Regions from separate parts of the Homo sapiens genome. Here region 2 is linked to region 1. The links are chromatin loops, found by intact Hi-C in ENCODE. Cell type or tissue: adrenal gland. All regions are shown on one strand. Links, peaks and the distances in the headings refer to the core of each region. The heading gives the core; the rest is flanking DNA. Region 1 overlaps DOP1A (DOP1 leucine zipper like protein A). Region 2 has its middle 11 kb from the start of RWDD2A.

The links. A loop is a pair of places that touch in the nucleus more often than their neighbours do. Peaks named below come from ENCODE experiments on the same cell type or tissue, not always from the same donor. Only the 100,000 strongest peaks of a DNase experiment are listed, where the experiment ranks them.
Region 2: a loop joins it to region 1, with 2.9 times the contacts of the local background. A loop is called at or near these places in 12 of 110 quality-filtered maps.

Annotation. Positions count from the first base shown.
Region 1 is chr6:83,080,041-83,088,386 of GRCh38, forward strand. The region is part of intron 1 of DOP1A (DOP1 leucine zipper like protein A); the gene reads left to right. Among named protein-coding and RNA genes, the nearest start is that of DOP1A, 17 kb to the left of the region's middle. RefSeq lists an enhancer at 6,804-6,953. In adrenal gland, for the core only: no CTCF peak of the experiment used is centred there; no DNase peak of the experiment used is centred there.
Region 2 is chr6:83,200,307-83,208,652 of GRCh38, forward strand. No RefSeq gene overlaps it. Among named protein-coding and RNA genes, the nearest start is that of RWDD2A, 11 kb to the left of the region's middle. In adrenal gland, for the core only: no CTCF peak of the experiment used is centred there; no DNase peak of the experiment used is centred there.

The DNA.
Region 1 (8,346 bases), core at 184-8,183:
AATGTGGTCAATCTAGATAATTTAGATGTTCTTTAAGTGTACTATTCTGATATTTACTCTTAGGCTGATTTTTTTTCCCCTGCCATCTAAAATGTTTGTTTCATTTCCCCCTACCCAATCAATGTATACACAGTGAAATCAAACATTTTAATGTTAGGAAAAACAAAACATTAGAAAGATATGTTTGAAAAAAGCAGATATATCCTAAAAGCAAAATTTAGTTGTTTGGGATTCTGTTTTACATTATCCACACAACTACTTCTTTCTATAGATACTGTTAATACAATGATATATGACTAAACCAGAATATTAAACTATCAGTGATGTTCACAGGTTTCATCAAAATAAGGAAAACTTCCTTGATATATTTGTTTTCTGAACTATCATTTTGTCCCCTCATAACTAATAACCCTCAGGAATTATATCTCCCTTTGCCAAGAGAAAAAACCTGTCTTTAGTAGGTCCTATAAAGCATCCCTTAGGTGCTTAATAATAGAATTTGTGCACTAAAGCATACTGCTAATCCAGCAAGAATCCTGTCATCAGCCCTGCACATCCTAAATTTGGGGACAGCCACATCTGTAATACTGTTTTTGGATGTGTAACCCAACCTGCAGTACCTCTGTAGTATTTCATCCCACTTCAGAGCATTTTTACCTCTTAGGAATTATTTTCTAGGGAGGAATAGATTGTTGTCTTTTATGTTCTGTATATAGTTCCCCTTGTATATAGGTTCACCACGGCCATTTATTGAATTAAAATCCCTGTTTTATAATGTCTGTGTCACCCAAAACAATCTACAGATTCAATACAATTCCTATCAAAAGACCAATGACATTCTTCACAGAAATAGAAAAAAGAAAATCCTAAAATTTTGTGGAACCACAAAAGACCCCAAATAACCAAAGCCATCTTGAGCAAAAAAACAAAGCTGGAGGTGTTCTACTACCTGACTTCATAATATACTACAAAGCTATTGTAACCAAAATAACATGGAACTGGCATAAGAACAGACAGACTGACTAATGGAACAGAATAGAGAGCCCAGAAATAATTCCACACATTTACAAACAACTGTTGGTTTGTTCGTTTGTTTTTTGAGACAGAGTCTCACTCTGTTGCCCGGGCTGGGGTGCAGTGGTGTGATCTCACCTCACTGTGGCCTCTGCCTCCAGGTTCAAGCGATCCTCCTGAGTAGCTGGGATTACAGGCATGCACCACCATGCCCGGCTAATTTTTGTATTTTTAATAGAGACAAGGTTTCACCATGTTGGCCAGGCTGGTCTCCAACTTCTGGCTCAAGTGATCCACCCACCTCAACCTCCCAAAGTGCTGGGTTTACAGGTGTGAGCCACCATGCCCAGCCCTACAACCAACTGGTTTTTGACAAAGGCAACAGTAATACACAGTGGGGCAAGGACATTCTCTTCAGTAAATCGTGTTGGGAAAACTGGATAAACTGCAGAACAAAATTAGACCCTTATCTCTCACCATATACAAAAATCATCTTGGGTTATAAAAAAAAATAGGACCTGAAACTATGAAACTACTAGGAGAAACAAGAAAAGCTATGTGACATTGATCTGCACCATGATTTTGTATCTATGATCTTAAAAGCACAGGCAACAAAAGCAAAAATAGACAAATGGGGTTATATGAAATTAAAAAGCTTCTGCACAGCAAAGGAAACAATTAGCAGAGTAAAGAGACAACCTACTTACAGGATGGGAGAAAATATCTGCACACCATACATCTGATAAGGGGTTAATATCTAAAATATATAAGGAACTCAATAGCAAGTAAACAACTTGATTTTAAAATATGCAAAAGACCTGAGTAGACATTTCCTAAAGGAAGACATAAATGGCCAACAGGTATATGAAAAAAGGCTCAACGTCACTAATCATCAGGTAACTGCAAATCAAAACTAAAATGAGATATCATCTCACTCCTGTTAGAATTGCTGTTATCAAAAAGACAAAAGGTAAGTGTTAGAGAGGATGTGGAGAAAAGGGAACACACTGTTGGTGGGAATGTAAATTAGTATAGCCATTATGGAAAACAGTAAGGAGGGGCCTCAAAAAATGAAAAAAATAGAACTACCATATGATTCTGTAATCCCACTACTGAGTATATATCCAAAGAAAATGAAATCAGTATGTCAAAGAGAGAAGTGCACATAAACAGCAGTATTCACATAGCCAAGATATGGAATCAGCCTAGGGGTCTATCAGCAGATGAAGGGGCAAAGAAAATATGGTTTATATACATGATGGAATGCTATTCACCTATCAAAAAGCAAAATTCTGTTCTTTGCAATAACATGGATGAACCTAGAGGACACTGTGTTAAGTGAAATAAGCAAAGCACAGAAAGATAAATGCTGCATGATCTCACCCAATATGTAAAACCTAAAAAGTATATCCCATAGAAGTAGAGAATAGAATGGTGCTTACCAGCGGCTGGGGTGGTTTGAGGAAATGACAGGATGGAAGAATGTTAGTCAAAGGATATATAGTTAGGAGGAGTAAGTTCAAGGAATCTGTTGTACAGCATAGTGGCTATGGTTAATGATGATATGTTCTTGAAAAATACAAAGAGTAGTAAGTGTTCTTACCACAAAAATGACAACTATTTGAGGCAATGCATTTGTTAATTAGCTACATTTAACCATTACACAGTGTGTATATACTTCAAAACATTATATTGTACATAATACAATTTTATCTGTCAATTTGAAATAAGCTACATGTCTCTTTTTTAAACCCACTTTTTTTTTTTTTTTGAGACCGAGTTTTGCTCTGTCACCCAGGCTGGAGTGCAGTGGTGCGGTCTCCACTCACTGCACCCTCTGCCTCCTGGGTTCAAGCAATTCTTCTGCCTCAGCCTCCCAAGTAGCTGGGATTACAGGTGCCTGCCACCACGCCCAGCTAATTTTTGTATTTTTATTAGAGATGGGATTTCACCATGTTGGCCAGGCTGGTCTCAAACTCCTGACCTCAGGTGATCCACCCGCCTCAGCCTCCTGAAGTGCTGGGATTACAGGCATGAGCCACCATGCCTGGCCAAAAACCCACTCTTTTATAGATAACAACCAAAAATAAAAACTTCTGTATCAGAATCATGATCATTTTTGCCTTATATTTTAAACACTATCAGTATTGAGTGGTGAACCACTTGGGGTATTTTGAGTTGAGCTTTGGTCCCTGTGCTTCATTCAAGGTCTAGGAAGAATAACATATGTATTTACATTATTATAGTTTTTTTTTAAGTACAATTTCTAAGAAAGAAATCTATATAGCCGGAAAAGTTTTTTGAAAAAAGTTAATGAGAGAGGAGAGGTAGAATATGTCATGCAGGAGAATTAAGACTTGTGGTTTAAAAAAAAAAAAAAAAGTTCAGAAAGATACTGATTAAGGGCCAATTCCAGGAGTCAGTCTGCCAGAGTTCTTCCTGGTTCTTCCTTTTATTCTCTGTGGCACCTTGAACACTAATTGCCTTATATGAACATGGATTCATGTGTATATCTACCTCATGGATGTATTGTGAAGATACATGAGATAATTCACATGAAAGGGCTTAGTATAGTGCCTGGCACAGAGTAATTTGTAAGTCAGTATCAACTGTGATTATTATCATCATCTTGAGTAATACGTGGACAATGTTTATTTGGCTACTATGCTTTGGAGACAGGATGATCCTTTGTAACTCAAGGGTATGTGCTTAAGTGTTTATTATTATGGCTGTTTGCCATTTGAAGCTTAAAGTAGAATCCCACCTACCTGCTAATGGCTCATTCCAAGTTATAAATGGTGCTTATGTTTTGTATTTTCTAAAATTAATATTTTCATATTGCTATGTGTACCAGAAATCACAGAATTTGAAATGAGAAAGAATCTGATTTTATAGCATTCAGAGACAATTTTTAATAACGTATATAATTTTGTGTATATTTACTTGGTAAAAAAAGAAATCGTAAAGTTAAATCAGCTTCACTGTCACCTTGGCAGATCTATGGGCTTTTAAACCTCTTGTGTCTTAGGTTTTTATTCGTATAGCTTTTCTGAGACCTAAAGTGAAAATATAAATAGTCATATGCTGTATAACATTTCAATGATGGCCCACCTATGTAACAGTGGTCCCGTAAGGTTTTAATACTGTATTTTACTGTACTTTTCTATTTTTAGGTACACAAATACTTACTGTTGTGTTACAGTTACCTACAGTATTCAATATATAACATGCTGTACAGGTTTGCAGCCTAGGAGCAATAGGTTATACCATATAGCCAGGATGTGTAGTAGGGTTTACCATTATGTCTGTTTAAGCATGTTCTATGAATGTTCACACAATAACTAAATCACCCAACAACACATCTCAGAACATATTCCCATCAAGCAATGCATGACTATAAATAAGTACATAAAGTATAATAAAACTTTTTCCAAATTTTTCTCCAGCTTGAGATTTGCAGCTAATTAATTTGAAAAGATTTGACTTCGACGTCTGGGAGTATCATACCTAAGTAGTTTGTTTTTTTTGTTTTGTTTTGTTTTTTTTGAGACAGAGTCTTGCTTTGTAGCCCAGGCTGGAGTACAGTGGCACCATTTTGGCTCACTGCAGCCTCTACCTCCTGGGTTCAAGCGATTCTTGTGCCTCAGCCACCCAAGAGGCTGGGATTACAGGCACGCACCACCACACCTGGCTAATTTTTGTATTTTTTTTTTTTTTTAGTAGAGATGGTTTCACCATGTTGGCCAGGCTGGTCTCGAACTCCTGGCCTCAAGTGATCTGCCTGCCTTGGCCTCCCAAAGTGCTGGGATTACAAGCATGAGCCACTGCACCCAGCCTAAATAGGATTTTTTAAATCTCCTTTCACAGGGCTGGAATGACTTCCTTCACATTTAGATAGTTATGTTTAATACAGATTAAACTGAGCCAGTTTTTTAAAAGTGTAACTGGAATGTACACATTTTTATAAATGTTCTTAGGCAATCTGTTTTTTAAAGCACTTAATAGCCATGTGAATGTATTCTGTATTTGAGGAGAGTAAGGTCAAGTGTGACTATACTAGTTAAGAAATAGAACTGTAGTTCTGCTTTTTATTTTTCTTCTACAAAGCTTTTCTCAGAAAAAACAAACGAAAATGGTTTAACTATATTGTCGTTGATAGATTAGTTCATTTATTCAGATTATATTTGAGGCCCTACTGTTTATCAGCCACTATTATGGGACTGCCGATGCAGGTATGAACAACTAAGATAAGGCTATTGACTTCATAGTATTTGCATCCCATTGAGAGATGATAGACAGGAAACAAGCAAATAAATAGGAAAATTTCAAAGTGTAACAAATGCTAATAAGGAAATAATGTGATGTTATAGGGTATGTGGTAAGAGTTTGGCCCCAGGCAGGCTACTTAGACTGATCAGAAAGAACTTTTGGTAGGGTTTGATATTACTGGAGGACGGGAAGAAATCTGTCACATAGAGTTGACCAAAGAGATTTTAAATGTAGAGAATAGCAAGAACAAAATGCCTAGAATGCAAAAAAAATTGGTGTATTTGAGTTTGGATATTATTCTAAGCTTTGTATTGGAATATTTGTATTTAGGGTATAGCTAAGATGTTGCTGTTTCTGCTGTATCAGAAGAGGTCTTATCCTTAGAGAATAATTAAGACTAGAAGGTGACCAGGACAAGCTTTGAGGAAAACCATTGATGGGTTTTTTGCGGTATTTTATGTTATGTTATGTTATGTTATGTTATGTTATGTTATGTTATGTTATGTTATGTTATTTTGAGACAGAGTCTCGCTCTATCGCCATTGACAGGTTTTAGGCAAAGGAATGACATAATGTGTCTCTGGCTTCTCTGTGGAGGATGAATTATGCAGACTCTCAAGAATAGAAGCAGGAATCAGTGGTGTGCTGGAGTGGGCTATAACTGGTTAGAATAATAGAAGAGGAAAAGTGGCAGGTATAGATTTAGGACACATCAGTTAACAGATGCTATTGGAGCTATAGGACTATAGGAGATAACCTAAAGGGAAAGAAGAGAGGAGGGTTCCTGATTGAACCTTGAAGTAAGGCTGACCCATGAATCGAAAATCCACGTATAATTTTTGACTCCCCAAAAACTTTACTAATAGCCTACTATAGACTGGAAGCCTTACTGGTAACATAAATGGTTGATTAACACATTTGTAGGTTATATGTATAATATGCTGTATTCTTATAATGAAATAAGCTAGAGAAAAGAAAATAGTAAGAAAACCATAAGAGAAAATATATGTACTGTTCATTAAGTGGAAGTGGATCATCACAAAGATCTTCATGAACCTCATTGTCTTCACTGTGAGTGGGCAGAGGAAGAGGAGGAGAAAGAAGAGAGGTTGGTCTTGCTGTCTTGGGTAGGTAGTAGAAGTGGAAGAAAATCCACGAAGAAACGGACCCATGCAACTCAAATTGCATGTTTTTCAAGACTCAGCTGTACCTCAGCATTTAAAATTGAATAGAAAAGAGAAGCCAACATAAACTGAAAAAAAGAGGCTAAGAGATAACAAACCTTGAGAGGGAAGAGTCCCGGAAGCCAAAAACAAGGTATTGAATACTGCTGAGTTGAATAAAATGAGGGGCTACAGAAGTGACCTTTGGCTTTGGTTAAAGCACATTATGGGTGATTTTTATACGGGTTTTTTTCCTGGAGGGACAGTCCCATAGGCATTTCACGGAGTCTGAAGAGTGAATAAAAGATAAGGAAAAAATAGCAAATATAGAGAAATCTTTCAGGTTTTGCTATGAGAGAATAAAGAAATGGGTTGGCAGCCAGAGAGCCTGTGGGGGTCAAGGAAAGGCTATGGGTTTTAATTTTAGTTTTAGTTTTAGTTTTAGTTTTAGACCATGAGAGATTCGGGGGGTAGACTTTAGGCTGTAGACAGGAAAAGAAACTGATAGTATTGAAGGAGCCTGAGCTAATAGTCCTTGGGAAGGCAAGAGGAGACCAGATTCAGAACACAGCAAGAGGGAGGCCTTTACTGGGAGGAAGGTCCTTTGTCCTTCATAATGGAAAGAAAAGTAGAGAATATGGGTATAGGTGAAGATAGGTTACAGATTTGTTGGAGGGAAGGTAAGAATATTCTTTTTGCTTCCATTTTCTTAAGTTTGAAACTAGATCTTTAGCAATGATGGAGGGAAGACAGTATTAGGATTTTGAGAAGAGAAGGTATGAAATAGTTGTGTCAAGAACTTAAATTTACTAAGGAAACAGTGGGTTAGGATAGTGTTGAGTACCTGTTTGAAGTTTGTGCTTCTCAATTTAAGTCAACCTGATTGTATGATTTTTTTCTCCAATGTTTAGTTGCTCATTTTCAGGCTGAAAACAAAAAAAAACATGTAGTTGAGTTTAACCAGGATTGGAGTTTTGTCAGATGAGTATAAAGAGGAAGATTCCACACTCTTTACCCCAAGGTAGGATGGGTATGAGAAGGAAAACAGCCTCCGTGAAAGTGAAGAGTAATGACTAGGAGTTAGGACTCTAAAGCCAAATTGCTTGTGTTTAAATCCCTACCTCTCCCATTTACTAGCTGTATTGCATATCATTTCTATCCTTCAGTTTCCTTACTTGTAAATGTGAGTAATAGTGCCTACTGCAAAGGATCAACTGGGATTAAATTAATTAAAATACACGAAGCACTTGAATAGTTCCTGGTATTTAGTAAGTACACTGTAAGGTTAGAAGAGGTCTTGTCCTCAGAGAATAATTAAGACTAGAAGGCGACAGGACAAGCTTTGGGGAAAACCATTGATGTTTGTTTTTTTGTTTGTTTGTTTGTTTGTTTTGGTTTTTTTTGAGATGAAGTCTTGCTTTGTTGCCCGGGCTGGAGTGCAGTGGCGCGATCTCAGCTCACTGCAAGCTCCGCCTCCCAGGTTCATGCCATTCTCCTGCCTCAGCCTCCCGAGTAGTTGGGACTACAGGCGCCTGCCGCCATGCCCGGCTAACCTTTTGTATTTTTTTAGTAGAGACGGGTTTCACCGTGTTAGCCAGGATGGTCTCGATATCCTGACCTCATGATCTACCCCTCTCGGTCTCCCAAAGTGTTGGGATTACAGGTGTGAGCCACCGCACCCGGCCAACCATTGATGGGTTTTAAGCAAAGGAATGGCATAATTAAGACTAGAAGGTGACAGGACATGCAGAGGAAAGGCTGATGATCTGTTGAGCACATATCTGAAGTTTCCTAGAGTGTATACCATTTGAAAGTTTGAGACAACAGTAAGGGCATGGGAGATTGGATCAGATTAGGGAAGTACAGAGCATCAGGTTTATAATGAGTGACAATAACCTAT
Region 2 (8,346 bases), core at 287-8,286, 120 kb after region 1:
AAAAGAACTTATATGACAGCAGCTGCAGTTGGAATCACCATCTGCTTAAGTTTCGGAATATGTGCAGCCATTCTATTTTTTTGAGACGGAGTCTTGCTCTCTCGCTCTGTCACTCAGGGTGGAGTGCAGTGGCCCAATTTCAGCTCAAAGCAAACTCTGCCTCCCGGATTCAAGTGATTCTCATGCCTCAGCCTCCCAAGTAGATGGGATTACAGGTGTATGCCACCACGCCTGGCTAATTTTTGTATTTTTAGTAGAGATGGTTTTTCGCCATGTTGGCCAGGCTGGTCTCGAATCCTGGCCTCAAGTGATCTGCCCATCTCAGCCTCCCAAAGTGCTGGGATTACGGGTGTGAGCCACTGAGCCCAGCCTGTGAAGTCATTCTTAGAGACCCATCTGTCTCCTCCTACATATGCCAAAGATCATGCTAAAGCAAGATGTGATAAGAATCACACTCCTGCTGCTTTCAAAGCTTTTGATGGTGGGACTCATCTCTGCAAATCTCTTCATACTTCCTGAGAGAATAACCCTCTTTTTATGGATCAGGGATCCAATGTGGGTATATTGCCACAGAGGATGAAGAAATAAATTATAACTCTTTACTGGAAAAATAAGTGGGGGATGGGTTTATTCCTATAGCATATACTTTGTTCTATAGACCACAGTGGTTTCAGAGACCCGAGAAATTTATATTTGTTCAGAGCTGTTCCCAGATGACCTCCAAAAGGCCTAATAGTTTTTCCTTTCTGCAGTGCATTGTTATCTTAGCAAATGGGAGCCTCAAAAAAGATTTTGGAAACATTTATGATATAATTACAGAGTTCTGCATCTTTAGGGGTCTTTCATTCATATCTGTTTGTGGCAATTTGGTGACACTGTATCTTGGTGGCTCCAGTCAGGCTTTTCTGCTATTGTTATATATATCAAGTGGGGCGTATGTTGTTGCTAATGTATTTGGTCCTAGGCCAGGCTGGGATATAGCTGGTATGTACTGGCATGGCTGTATCAATTTTATACAATGGTATCAATTTTTCTTGGTTAGTATGTATGCTGCCTCATTAATTTTTTGAACAGCATTTCAGGCCAGGAGGCCCCGTGTTATCCACAACCAAGGTTTCTGTGGGCTGAACTCTTGATTACACTGGACCTCCTCCTATTACAATCACTGTTTTCACCTTGTCTCCAGTTGTTAATTGCTACTAAATGCTATTAAGCCTGTACCAAACCCAAGAGTCTGATTTCTCCATTGAAATCAGGAAAGCCTTTTAACCATAACATTTTCCCAAGCCTTCCTAGCTTAAAGAGAAGTATCATTAAAATGCTTTTCATGGATGTTGGTACTCCCCTCACCAGTGTTATTTCTCTCAAGGCCTTAGTGAAAGGAGGGTCACTGATAGGTCCTCCAAGGAGACTTAGGAGATCAATAGATTAGGACAGTCATATTGCACACAACAATTCCACTCCAACATTCCTATCTTTGTAAATATTTGAATGGCTTTATATTATTTAAGGAATGTTTGCATTCTCAATTTCATTTAATGTGGACCCTTATTAAGTTCATGTTTCACTCAACTAACTGAACCAACAAGTAGAATCACCCCCAGCTGCTCAAGGCAGCGCACAGAATCCAGAATCTGTGGCAAGTGTACCCTATCATCATTTCTGCCTTATCCAAAATTACAGTTCTCCTTGTGAGTGTAACGTTCTGAGAATCCCACACATTTTTCTCTGGGCTTTTGCCAATATATGTGAGCAGAGTCTAGAATTTTTTTGGCGTAAGTCTCCTCCTTCTGGATTTGCCTTTTAAATTACTAGCCACCACAGCCCTTCTCATGCTGGAATCTGATTTGGGGTGTACGGAAATAATGTGAATAATGGAGGAGGAGCGTAGGCCTCCCTTTACAATTGGTTTCTCTTTACAAGGTAATTATTACCTCAGGTGAGGTCATTACAGGATCTTCTAGCAAGGCAGTAACAACTTCTTTAGACGGGAAGAGATCCTGCTTTGATTAGCAAAGGAGAACATGTCAACTATCCCAGTTTTCCTGGGACTGAGGGGTTTCCTGGGACACAGGACTTTCACTTCTGAAACCTGGACTATTGTTCTCCCTAGTTTAGGATATTATGAGTCCTCCAAATCCCCTTCCCCATTCCAAATCAAGGTCCTACTGTTTCTTGGTCAATACTCTAAGTTTGACATAAGAGGCCTAATGAGGATGTCAGTTTAACTCAGGGTATTAATATAATTTGGCAAGCAGCAAGATTAAGTATGACCATGGTTTTCAATTATTTCAGCATTATAACTAGAAAGAGAGAAAATATGTTGTTAGCAAAAACATGGGGCTTTTTCTGGTTTTTAGATTGAGAATTCAGTCTAAAATTTTTGAGCTGAGGATTTCAGACTCAAGCCTAAATTATCTTTCTTTATGTATCCATCTCTGCTAGAAGCAACCACCGCAACTCACAGTCCTAGAATTCCTTGTCCTTTACACTGTATTATGGCAGCAGCCATCTGATCCACCTAAACCTTCCCTTCCTTAGATAATATATCCCATTTTACCTCATAGTTGTGTTTATGAGGTCCCAAACATATTTTGCTACATTGATTTTCATTAACTTTATATTTTTACCATTCATACCTAGGTCTCTAATCGATCTGGAGTCTACCTTTTCACATAGTGTAAGGTAGGGTTCTAGTTTTAATTTTCTCCATGTTGTGGGCCAGTTTTTCCAGTCCTTTTACCAAGCATTCTGTTCTTTATCTATTGATTTTTGTGCTAGCTTGCCGTATTAGTCCGTTCTCACGCTACTAATAAAGACATATCCGAGACTAGGTAATTTATAAAGGAAAAGAGGTTTAATTGACTCACAGTTCAGCATGGCGGGGACGTCTCAGGAAACTTACGATCATGGAGGAGGGGGAAGCAAATATGTTCTTCTTCACATGGCAGCAGCAAGGAGAAGTGCAGAGCGAAGTGGGGGAAAAACCCCTTATAAAACTATCAGATCTTGTGAGAACTCACTCACTGTCATGAGAACGGCATGGAGGTAACTGCTCCCATGATTCAATTACCTCCCACCTGTCCTTCCCAGGCCATGTGGGGATTATGGGAACTACAATTCAAGATGAGATTTGGGTGGGGACACAGCCAAACTGTATCACTTGGTAACTCATATTCCTGTGAGTTTCCTGTTCCATTCCATTGTCCTGTATATTCTCATGACTTTGATGTATATGCAACTATCTAAAGCGTAATTCCCCCTTTGCTTTTCTGTTACAAATTGACTTAATTTTTTTTTTCTTTCTTTCTGAGACAGAGTCTTGCTCTGTCACCCAGGCTGGAGTGCAGTGGTGTGATCTCAGCTCACTACAACCTCCGCTTTCCAGGTTCAAGTGATTCTCCAGGCTCAGCCTCCAGGGTAGCTGGGCCACCATACCCAACTAATTTGTTGTTGTTGTTGTTGTTGTTGTTTAGTGGAGACAGGGTTCCACCACGTTGGCCAGGCTGGTCTTGAACTTCTGACCTCCCAAAGTGCTGGGATTACAGGTGTGAGACACTGTGCCTGGCCACAAATTGACTTAATTATTTATGGGTCATTATTTTTCAATTATGAAGAGAGGTGAGTTAAAATATCCAGCTATTATGGTGAATGTGTATATTTTACCATTTATTTCTGCCATTGTTTTCCATATATTTTGAAGCTGTTTTATTAAAAACATAGAAAGAATTGTGTCTTTTAATGACTGACCCATTTATCACTATCTCTACTAATATGCCTTGCCTTGAAGTGTGCTTCTCTTATATTAATAGAGCTACAGCAGCTTTCTTGGGCTTACTCTTTGTATGAGATATCTTTTGCCATCCTTTTACTGTCAAACTTTTTGTGTCATTATATTTAAAGTATGTCTCTTATAAACAGCATATAATTGTAGGCTGGGAATGGTGCCTCATGCCTATAATCCCAGCAGTTTGGGAGGCTGAGGCAGGAGGATCACTTGCCCTCAGGAACTTGAGACCAGCTTGGGCAATATAGTGAAATTTCATCTCTATAATAACAATAAAAATATATATAAACAGCATATAATTGGAGCTTTAAAAAAATCCAATCTGACAATTTTTGCTATTAGAGTGTTTAGTTCACTTACATTTAACATAATTACCAGCAAAGTTGGGTTTATGTCTACCATCTTGCTATTAGTTTTATATTTATCCCAGGAGTTAAGCTCTTACGTTCTTTGTTCCTCCTTTATCTTTCTTTTGCATTAATCAAGTATTTCAGAGTTATTCTATTTCTTCCATTAGCTTTTTTTTTTTTTTTTTTTTTTTTTTTGAGACAGAGTTTCACTCTTGTTGCCCAGGCTGCAGTGCAATAGTACAATTTCGGCTCGCTGCAACCACCACCTCCTGGGTTCAAACAATTCGCCTGTCTCAGCCTCCCAAGTAGTTGGGATTACAGGCACCTGCCACCACACCTGGATAATTTTGTATTTTTAGTAGAGATGGGGTTTCACCATGTTGGGCTGGCCTCAAACTCCTGACCTCAGGTGATCCACCCACCTCGGCCTCCCAATGTGTTGGGATCACAAGTGTGAGCCACAGCGTCTGGCCTATTAGCTTTTAAACTGTATGTTTTTTGTATTATTTTTAGTGTTTTAGAGGTTATAATATTCTTCCTTAATTTATTACTATATTCCTTGAATTCTTGCAATACATTTTAAATTGTTAGGTTCCTAGATTGGTCATGAAGTGGTATATTACTTGCTACAGTATTCCTTTTATAATGGATGTACCATTTCATGAATAATGTATAAAACATACAGTAGTATACTTCCATTATTAATCCCCCTTCCACCCCTTGTCCTACTCTAGCCATACATTTTACTTCTACATATTTTATAAACCCCACATACATTGTTATTTGTATTAGTCAATAGTCTTATATGAATTTTAAAACAGTATTTTATATTCTCACACATCCACCTTTTCTGGTGCTTTTCTTTTCTTTCTTTCTTTCTTTTTTTTTTTTTTGAGACAGAGTTTTGCTCTGTTGCCCGGGCTGGAGTGCAGTGGTGCAATCTCGGCTCACTGCAACCTCCGCCTCCCAGGTTCAAGCAATTCTTCTGCCTCAGCCTCCCAAGTAGCTCGGAGGATAGGTACCTGCCACCATGCCCGGCTAATTTTTTTTTTTCTTTTTTGGTATTTTTAGTAGAGACGGGGGTTTCACCGTGTTAGCCAGGATGGTCTCAATCTCCTGACCTCATGATCAGCCCACCTTGGCCTCCCAAAGTGCTAGGATTCAGGCATGAGTCACCGGGCCCAACTCTTTCTGGTGCTTTTCATTTTTTCCCACAGATGCACGTTTCCATCTAGGATCATTTTCCCTCAGACTGAAGAACTTCCTTTAGTACTTCTAGCAGTGTAGGTCTGCAGGCCATGAATTAGCTCAGATTTCATTAGTCTGAAATGTCTCTATTTGCCTTAATTTCTGAAGGATATTTTCTCTAGGTATAGAATGCTAAGTTTTAGACTGGGCGCGGTGGCTCACGCCTGTAATCCCAGCATTTTGGGAGGCCGAGGTGGGTGGATCACTAGGTCAGGAGATTGAGACCATCCTGGCTAACACGGTGAAAACCTGTCTCTACTAAAAATACAAAAAAAAAAACCAAATTAGCCAGGCATGGTGGTGGGTGCCTGTAGTCCCACTACTTGGGAGGCTGAGGCAGGAGAATTGCTTGAACCCAGGAGGTGGAGGTTGCAGTGAGCTGAGATCGCGCCACTGCACTCCAGCCTGGGCGACAAAGCGAGACTCCGTCTGGAAAAAAAAAAAAAAGAATGCTAAATTTTATTCTTTTGGCACATTAAAAATGTCTATTATCTCATTTTTCTGCCGAGATGTTGGCTGTCATTCTTATTGTACTTCTGAAGGCATTGTATACCTATTTCATTTGGCTGCTTTTAAGATTTTTCTGTTTATTTTTGATATGCAATTTGATTATGATATCCCTAGGTATGGTGTCCTTTGTATTGATCCTACTTGGGGCTTGCTAGCTCTATCAGTTGATGCTTTTCATTAATTTGAGAAAATTTCTTTCCATTATCTCTTCAAATATTTGTACTCCAGTATCTCTTCTTTCCTTACAGGACCCAGTAGCACGTATATTAGACCACCTCATTTTAGCCAACATCTCTCTCTCTCTTTTCCTTTCTTGCTCTCTCTTTATGCTTCCATTTGGAAATTTTCTGTTTATGTTAGACAAAAACCATAGGATTATCTCAACAGGTGCAGAAAAGGCTTTCAATATAACTCAACATACCTTCATATTAAAAACTCTCAGTAAACTAGATATTAAAGGAACATACCTCAAAATAATAAGAGCCCTCTATGACAAACCCACAGCCAACATCATACTGAATAGGCAAAAGCTGGAAGCGTTCTTCTTGAAAACCAGCACAAGACAAGGATGCTGTCCCTCACCACTCCTATTCAAGATAGTATTGGAAGTCCTGGCCAAAGCAATCAGGCAAAAGAAAGAAATGAAGGGCATCCACATATGAAGAGAGGAAGTCAAACTATTCCTGTTTGCAGAGGACATGATTCTATATCTAGAAAACCACATAGTCTTGGCCCAAAAGCTCCTTCAGCTGATAAGCAACTTCAGCCAAGTTTCAGGATGCAAAATCAATGTACAAAAATCACTAGCATACCTAGGCACCACCAACAGCCAAGCCAAGAGCCAAATCAGGAATGCAATCCCATTCACAATTGCTGCAAAAAGAATACAATACCTAGGAACACAGCTAATCAGAGAAGTGAAAGATCTCTACAAGGAGAACTAAAAAATACTGCTCAAATAAATCAGAGAAGACAAAAACAAACGGAAAAGCATCCCATGCTCAAAGATCAGAAGAATCAATAGCATTAAAATGACCATATTGTCCAAAGCAATTTACATATTCAATAATATTCTGATCAAACTACCAATGACATTCTTGACAGAACTAGAAAGTACTATTTTAAAATTCACATGGAACCAAAACAGAGCCCGAATAGCCAAGGTAATACAAAGCAAAAAATAAAGTTGGAGGGATCACATTACCCAACTTCAAACTATATCACAGGGCTACAGTAACCAAAACAGCATGGTACTGGTACAAAAACAGACACATAGTCCAATGGAACAGAACAGAGAACCCAGAAATAAGGCCATACACTTATGACCATCTGGTCTTTGACAAAGCTAACAAAAGCAAGCAATGGAGAAAAGACTCCCTATTCAATAAATGGTGTTGGGATAACTGGCTAGCCATATGTAGAAGGTTGAAGCTGGACCCCTTCCTTATACCATATACAAAAATCAACTCAAGGTGGATTGAAGACTTAAATGTAAAATCCAAAACTATGAAAATCCTGGAAGACAACCTAGGCATTACCATCCTTGACATAGGAACAGGCAAAGATTTCATGACATAGGAACAGGCAAAGATTTCATGACAAAGACACCAAAAGCAACCGCAACAAAAGCAGAAATTGACAAACAAGATCTAATTAAATTTAGCTTCTGCACAGCAAAAGAAGCTATCAGCAGAGTAAAAGTAAACAGACAACCTACAGAATGGGAGAAAATATTTGCAAGCTATGCATCTGACAAAGGTCTAATATCCAGCATCTATATGGAACTTAAACAAATTTACAAGAAAAAAACAACCCTATCAAAAAGCGAGCAAAGGACATGATCTGACCCTTTTCAAAAGAAGACATACATGCGGCCAACACACATATGAAAAAAGGCTCAATATTACTGATCATTAGAAAAATGCAAATCAAAAACCATAATGAGATACAATTTCATTGTGACACCAGTGAGAATGACTTCATGACATTCTGGCTATTATTAAAAAGTCAAAAAAATAACAGATGTTGGCAAGGTTGTGGAGAAAAGGGAACACTTACACACTGTTGGTGAGAGTGCAAATTACTTCAACTATTGTAGAAAGCAGTATGGAGATTCCTCAAAGAGCTAAAAGTAGAACTACCATTCAACCCAGTAATCCTATTACTGGGTATATACTCAGAGGAATATAAATCAATCTGCCATACAGACATACATACACAAATGTTCACTGCAACACTATTCACAATACCAAAGACATGGAATCAACCTAAATGCCCATTAATGCCAGATCAGATAAAGAGAAGGTGGTAATATGAACTCCATAGAATACTATGCAGCCATAAAAAAAGAATGAGATCATGTCTTTTGTGGGAACATGGATGGAGCTGGAGGCTATTTTCCTTAGCAAACTAGCACAGGAACAGAAAACCAAATACCACATGTCCTTGCTT